Linked DNA regions of Homo sapiens: region 2 is linked to region 1. The links are chromatin contacts, found by Hi-C or POLR2A ChIA-PET in ENCODE. All regions are on one chromosome and are shown on one strand. Each heading gives the region's core, a stretch centred on a gene start or an enhancer-like site at or near the end of the contact. The rest is flanking DNA. Distances are from core to core; before and after follow the strand shown.

Region 1 (3,737 bases), core at 1,124-3,623:
AGAGACTGTAGCTCAGAAAAGTTAAAGAACTTTCCCCAGATTAAAACTCAAAATTATATCCTCAATTTAGATCCATTTCACTTTAAACAAAGGATGCACTCTAAATTATAATTTGGTTTATTTACCTGCTTATTAGCAATTATTTTGTAATTAATCACAATTATCACTAAAATATACATCTTTTAACAATGCATTGGTGCAGCCTGTAAACAGCAAAACTGAATTCAACTCCCCCCTACATATATACAAAATTATGTAATTTATCCAGTTAAATGTTATGTTATCAGACCTATTGGGTCATGGTTTAGAAAGCTATCTTCTTCCCACTGCTTAGCTCTATATGCCAAGAGTTTTTTTGCTTTTTTTTTTTCTTTTCAAGTATTAACGGCAATGTTCAGAGGCAAGAAGAGGATTAGCTGAATACATTGGGTTCTAATTTCTGTCTCCCTCACCCTGGCCACGTAGGCTCCACAGGTCCAGGCAAAGGCTGCAGATCCAAGCATAAGGCAGCTTCCTCCCTACATCTTTCCCCCTAGAAGCAGCCAGGCAAGACCTTGGCCTGCCTCTTCCTCCCAGGGAGGCTCCTAGGCCTCTGTGCCACGTAGGCAAGATAATCGGAATGTCTGGAATGGAACTAGTGCTCTAAGTGCCAAGCAAGGGAAGGGAGAACGGTTAAGCTTTTCCTTCAGGTCCCCAGGAGCCTGCAGCTGCCACACAGCAGGCCGGGAGCCCCCGCCACAACCCAGGGAGGAATGCTTGCCAAGAAGGCCTGCCCAGCTACTGACACTTCCTCCCAGAGGTCTTAAAGGAAATCCCAGTAAGGCCTGAGTACCCAAGACAGCCAGATCACCCGTGCCAGAGACTGGGCATTTGGGGATGGGCTGGGCTTTCATAGAAACCTTCGGAATTGCTTTCACTTAATTCTTTTATTTTAAAAAAAAGTTCTAGAAAATAAAGACACATCGATAGCAATTTGTATTTCCATTGTCCTCTTAGGTCTGCATGGCTACTGTGCGAGCTATGACACCCTGCAGCCTGCAATAGCTTCTTTGTTTTATGGATGAGCTCAATGGAACCCTTATGGACGCACCGGACCATGCCCAGGACCAGCGAGGCCCATCCATACCCCACCACTGGCTGGAAGGGCGCTGGTGTGAACGTGGGTCCTTGCGGGGGTCCCTACCTCACTGCGGTCAGGAGGGGGCAATTCACACATTTCCTCATGCAGGGGACCTTCAAGCCTCCCTCTGAGGCGCAGACTGAGTAAAAAGGGCCCAGAGATACTGTCCCGCACCCCCATCCAGTGGGAAAGGGCCACTCAAGGCCAGTCAGGACTCCCAACCCAAGTTTTATGCCTTATACTCCTATAACTTTACCATTTGCTCTTTTCGCGAGGCTGACCCCCTCCCTCTCCCCCCCCACCGCCTCCTCCAGAAACTGAAGAACTGCAACAAAGTGTCCAATTATACACGTCTTCAAAGGTACTTTACTTGCTTCCCAATTATCAACTTTTCACCTGAGTACTTAGTAAGGCCCAAGGATCCTGCAAAAGTGCAACAAGGAATAATTGACACAGAATTGGACGAATGACTTTGACCATACGGGACTTCTCTCTTAACGCTCAGCGTGGCTACCTGGGGACGCCTTCTCTGGCCTCCCTGATTCGTCAGATTTGTTCATTTCCTTGACTTAATCCCGCTGAAATCGACCCGAACTAGCCGGGAGTCTCACCCCCAAAGTGCTCCTCCAAGAACCCGCAACGACTGACTCTCTCGTCTTCTTTAAGGAGTTTCTCCCTCAGAACGGATGAGGATGTCACACAGAAAGAACAAAATCACAAAGTTCGAGTTCCGGAGGACCAGACGGCCCCTGCCCCCCATCCCCCGGGCCAGATTTAGCCGAGGGAACCGCACGTACCTGAAGCCGAGGCCGGCAGAGAGGGAGCGCCACGTCTCAGGTCTCGGCCGGCGCCCCCCTCCGGGGTGCAGCCACGTCTGAACCGGGACAGCGGGCGGGGGAGCCGCAGAGGGACCCAGTGAGACGGGGGAGGGAGCCCCCAAAAGTCAGCGCTCGGCCGCACTCGCACTGGGGAGGCTGGAATGGAACTCCTGGGGTGCAGCGGGGCTCCCAGGAGCGAAGGTGGGGGTCCTGTACCGGGAAGGGGCGGGGCCCGGGGAGGGGCTCGGGGAGGTCAGGCGCGGGTGGGGCGCTCGAGTTTCACCCCGGCGGGGAGGAGGAGGAGGAGGAGGCGGCGCGGCGGCGGGGGCGGGGCAGGGGCGGGGCGGGGCGGGGGTGGGCCCAGGCTGTCCCCCGCTCCCCGCCCAGCGCTCTCCGCCCCGCGCTCTCCGCGCCCGCTCGCCCCGCGCCGATCTACTTGCCGGGAAGGCGGCGCCGGTGGCGGCTGCTCTCCCTGAGCCCGCTCCCGAGCGCTGCTTTCCCGCCGCGGGTGGGCTTCGCAGCCTCAGGCCAGCCGCGGCCCTTGGCCCGCTGCAGCCCCGGCCCTCCACCTTCCCCGTGCAGGGGCGGCCCGGCCAGTGTCGCTCATCCCGGGACGCTCCCTTCTCCCACCCAGGACTGCCCCGCGGAGCTGGCTTGGACACCCAACTTTGCCACCTCGAGGGTCGTCTCTGCTGGGCGCGAACCTGCCCACCCACCGGTTGGCCGCGCGCTCGGGGACCGTGCTCGTGGCCCCCAAGCCGGTGCCCCCATTCTGGAACTCAGCGAGTAGGGGGCGGCTCTGGGGAAGTGGCAGGGGGCGGCTGCAGCTGCTGCCTCCACTTCCCTAGCCAGGTGCTGAAGAGGATCCTCGGAGCCGCTCTGGCCCCCAGGCGCTGGATGACTGGCACCAGCGCTCCTCGCACCTGGTGAGCGACCCCCGCCCGATTCCTGCGTGGCCTTGGCAGGAGCCCCTGACCGCGCCGCGCCGCGCCGCGCCGCTGGCCGGGACCCGGGGACTGCAGCGGTCGGCTGGTGGGTGGTGCCGATCTCGGGTGGGATCCATCAGCAGGCACCTGGGCGGGGGTTGCGCGTACAGGATTAGGACGACCGTCAGTCCGGGGGCGCCCACAGTTGAGCTAGTGCACGGGCTGGAAGTTTGTGTACCCGCCTGTGCCGAGGTCTGAGCATGGAGAGGTAAGGAGCCGGAGTGTCGCGGTGGGCGAGACGGGACCCCTGCCCAACACCCGGAAAGGTGCGCACACTGGTCTGTGCCCGCCCCCGGCGCGCCTCCAGGCTCGCACTGCCGCGAGCCGGGGGCAGGGGACACGGAGGTCGGGACTTGGCGGTTCGGGAGCGGCCACCTCGCAGCCCCACCGGCTTGGGCAGGTTTTCCTGCTTTCCTTACAGGGGAACCGGGAGGCAATGGGACTTGGGCTCAACTCCGCCAAGCGCCTTGGTTAATGAAAGACACTAAGGCGGGGGATGCAGAGGCCTGGGGAACCACCAGCCAGGTGCGCTGCAGCTAGGCGAGCCCCTTTCACCAGGCATCCCTCCGCTGCTCCACGGATTTTGCACACCGCGGCTCAGGGTTTCAGACCCCAGGGTTTCGGGCAGATCGGGCTCCAGAGGGAATGGTTTCTCCCAAGATGTGCGTGGGAACGGTCGTGGAGGAGTGATTCCCCCGGCTCGCTCCCCGCGGCGGCCGGTGCCTGGCTTGGAGCGGTCACATCCCTGTTCCCCTGGCTTTGGCGGGAAGCGCGTTCACCTCCTCGCCCTTTGCTTGCTTTGTACCAGGATGC
Region 2 (3,838 bases), core at 1,044-3,543, 310 kb after region 1:
AGAATATGAATGTAAACATATGAAAAAAGAAAGCCCTCAGGTGGTTGTTAATTTTTGGCGTTGTGTAATTAAACTAGTTTTGTTTAATGTTATCTTTTGCCAGTATCTAATTAGCAAAGCCATCTGCTGAAAGAGTAGTAGCCCATTTGCCTAGAATGTTGTTCTCTTCATTTTTATGAAGTGTCTGCCTTTGCTGGTCCCTATCTAATTAACTTATCTGGCGGTGGAGTGTGATAATACACAGCTTTGTTTATATACTTCTGAGAACTGTGGATTTATATGTATGTAACACATACATAAAAAGAGCCAATCTCTTTTTCTTTTCTCTATCTGATTTACTCTTGAGATCACAGCTCCATTTATCCTAACCGTAGTATGTCTGTGTGCAACACGGTCCAATGGATGCTGTACCTTGAAACAATGGGGGCTTTGTTGCATACCCAGGATTTATGCAGATATAAAATGGGTTTTCCATAAGCCTCTTCTTTTTTTTTTTTTTTTTTGTAGCTCTCTTTGTATGTTTGTCACATCCTGAAAGCTAATGATATTATAAGTTAGAGTGTGTCACTGGACCTGAGATTAACGTGCATATGGCTACTATAACAATGAAAATGAACACTGTTGACTCCTCAGATTTAACATAATTCTGTCTAGGCTGATGGAATACACTTATGCTGTATTGTAAATTAATATCTGATGTGTATCTCTATGTCTGTTTTTCCTTCTGTCAGTCACATAGAAGAGTGTCTTCTGTTTGGTAGGTACTTAATGAATATTTGTTAAATAAAGGAGATAATTAATGTATTTGCATAAAGCAAAACTTCTGTGAGTTGTTCCTTAGTACAGGTATTATTTGTATGTATTTACAGAAAAAAACTTACTGCAAACAGGAATCGTTGTGTCTTTTAAAATGTAGGTGTTTCAAACTCACTGCCTACTGTATCTAATCTTTGAATATTCAAGTAACCACAATATTACTGCTATATGTCTGCTGCTGAAATATATAATGCAGACAAAATATTGAATAGCCTAGAGTAGAAATATTTCTTTTCTCTACTGGGCTATCCTGAAATAGAAAAAGACAAAAGATGACAAAAATTAAATATTTTTAAAAGGGAGACTCAGGAAATGAGACTATGAATGTTGGGTTGAGATCTGAAATGTAGAATGCTTTAGCACTTGTTTTGACTATTGTAAAGATAGGTTTGGGTTAGTGGAAAAACATCTTTTGAATACAAGTGGACACGTGGCTTCTCAAATCAGTAGTGAGACTTGTTCTATAATCATGATACATGAAATAATAAAAATTTTCACTGAGAAATGAAAGAGAAGGCTTGATTAAGAGGTATTTGGTTCATTAGAATGGATCTAGAAGAATAAGGAAGTTGTGACCAGGTTAAACAAACAGCCTAATTTCAAACAGAAAAATGCGTCACTGTGAGAAATAAGAACCCACAGAGAGGAGGTACATTGATACTCTTATTTGTCTCTGATGGATTTTTTTTTTTAATTTCATGTCTGTCAAGTGATGAAATAGGCAAAGTCTAGCTGACCTAGTGAATAGGAGGACACTATGGGATGAATCTGGAGCATCCCATTCTAGTATAATCTGGAAAAGCCACTTTTCTCCATTCTATTCCTTTTCAAATTCTGTGCTATCCAATAATATGTATATATTCCTGCTGTCTTCTGGAATAAGTAAAGTTCCATTCTTAATATAAAATTTCCCTTTATCCTGTTCTCTATTCAGGTAGAAAGTGAACAGAAAAGCTGTACAATCATGGTCTTTAATTAATTCTGGATTTGAATATTATAGGCAAGCTAGTGAGGCTGTAATAAAATGCCTTAGGAAATTAATTTTTTTTCTTTCTAATCACTATCTTCAGAAAATCTGTAAGATTTGTCATATTTATTATTGGTCTAATAAACTTGTAAGAGCAGTTGCTATTTTTTGGTATGCTGGATAAAAATAATGAAATATTTTTTAAAACTCTCACATTCTTTCTTCTCTTATTTTCCCTTTCAATCTTTGGCCAATATTTATCTTGAAAATGCAAAGGCTATTTGGGCATTAGGTAGACTTGTGAAGCTGTTTGTTTGCCATTTCAGCCGCAGGATCTGAACAATTTTGATGGCATTTGGTAAATATTCTTCTTCCTTAGCCCTGGGACTAATCCTTCTCTTTATAGCTTTCATGTTTATAGAAGAGAACATTATTATTTAACTTTTAACAAAATCACTAGACCAATGAAAGCCACCGTGAATGACTCTTTATCTAAAGTATTTCACTGTATAGTTTTCCTAGTAATTGTGTAACACCAGTTCCTCTTGGTGATATGTAATACTGAAACCTCTGGCAATACACAATCAAAGTTATAATGAGTTTTACTCTGCTGAAAGAATATATCATATTCTTTCAGTCCTCAATACTGTTTTAATCAATCCTCAATACTGTTTTAAGTTTAAGTAAAGGCCAAGACGTGGATATCTACTTAAATACAAAAAAACTGAGTAATATTTTGTAAAGAGATCTAAGAAAGGAATATACTAAAGGTCAAATCAGATGAACAACAACACATTTATTTTCATTTATTTTATCTGTACTTCATGGGGATATAGTTATGCAACTGTATGGGAGGCTGTTTTCTCTGGAGGTGTCATTGCTTTTCATGAAAATATTTGTCATCCTGGTATGGAATTCAAATCATGTGTTTGCATCAGATGCTGATTAGCTATGACTGTATTGTTACCATCAAACATTATGAACAGGGAAACAGCACAGAAGGAATTAACAAATTCTCTTATCAGATGTTGACACTGACAAAAATCTTCAAGTCTGCACAAGGGAAAACAGTTATAGCATTGTTTTGGTTTCAAAGACACTGAAGTGGTTCTTTCTAGAATACTTTTCTTATGGACTCATATTTGCCAAGTAACATAAATTATACAAGATGCAGTGTTGTATGATTTAATCTCTGTTATGTAACATTCTTTGGAAGGCAGAAGATATTAGAGAATGGTGTTAGCCTGACTTTGTTATTCTCCCAAGTTTGGATAATTAGAAAGAAAACATTTCTTACTAAAAAATAAGGGTGAAGCCATTATTTTCCTTCATATGATTTGACACTAGGTTGCTTTTGGTTTAGTTTATTATTTGACATTAGTCCAAATTAACAGAAAAAAGTCTCTATCTCAAAATGTCTTTCTGTTAATGATTGAATTACCGCACATCCCTGTTCCTTCAGAAATCCAATTTTAATAGTAAAATAGAAAATAATAATTCTGATAACAGGTATGGAGAATGAAAAAAATATTTTTACCCTATAAAAGTTCACACTCTATACAATGATAGAAAAGAGAAAAAAAAAAAGCCCAGGTGCCTCAATTTGCGCAAAAAACTATTCACGAGAGCTAGGCCATGGATGCCTGTAGGCATCCTTTCTGTAAAGCAAGCCCTGTCTGTTTTCTTCACTAATCACACATTTCATTTGTGAGTTAGCATCAGACGTGGAAGCACACATAGCAAATTAATCAGCATAAGTGAGATTTGGAAATTCTGAGAAAAAATATTTAAAAGCTGTGGCTCTAAACATTTAGTCAGAGCTAATAATAGTATGAAAATGACTGCTACTGGGGAAAAATCCTAGCTATGTTCTTTGCATGAGCTATCTATTGATTGATTATCATTTACAGGTATATCTTGGTAGTAAGGATATGCAAAATCATCCTTCATTATCTATGAATATTGATAAATGACATATTATTTGAATAAAATAAAAATGTTAAAATTAATATTTAAATTATCTTGTCTCAAGGCCTCTCCCTTAAGCCTCGTCTG

The links. Hi-C counts contacts between places; a loop is a spot of excess contacts on that map. ChIA-PET counts read pairs that join two places held with the same protein, here RNA polymerase II (POLR2A). Pooled maps may share reads with other maps.
Region 2: a loop to region 1 is called in a map of IMR-90, with 6 times the contacts of the local background. The contact joins the enhancer-like site here to the promoter of SEMA5A in region 1. A Hi-C loop is called at or near these places in 4 of 168 maps with a recorded cell type or tissue (IMR-90, chondrocyte, dorsolateral prefrontal cortex and 1 more), 1 of 37 single-sample maps with no recorded cell type and 10 of 50 pooled maps. POLR2A ChIA-PET finds 5 or more read pairs at or near these places in 1 of 52 experiments (BJ).

Annotation. Positions count from the first base shown.
Region 1 is chr5:9,544,711-9,548,447 of GRCh38, reverse strand. It overlaps SEMA5A (semaphorin 5A), which reads left to right and starts at 2,373. Exons shown (of 23, transcript NM_003966.3): 1 at 2,373-2,864. It overlaps SNHG18 (small nucleolar RNA host gene 18), which reads right to left and starts at 2,248. Exons shown (of 3, transcript NR_045196.2): 1 at 1,918-2,248. RefSeq lists a silencer at 2,250-2,439.
Region 2 is chr5:9,238,231-9,242,068 of GRCh38, reverse strand. All of the region lies in intron 5 of SEMA5A (semaphorin 5A), which reads left to right. Among named protein-coding and RNA genes, the nearest start is that of MIR4636, 190 kb to the right of the region's middle. Within about 2 kb of position 2,293, at least 2 of the 41 ENCODE cell types and tissues checked have a DNase peak (open chromatin) inside an H3K27ac peak, as active enhancers do.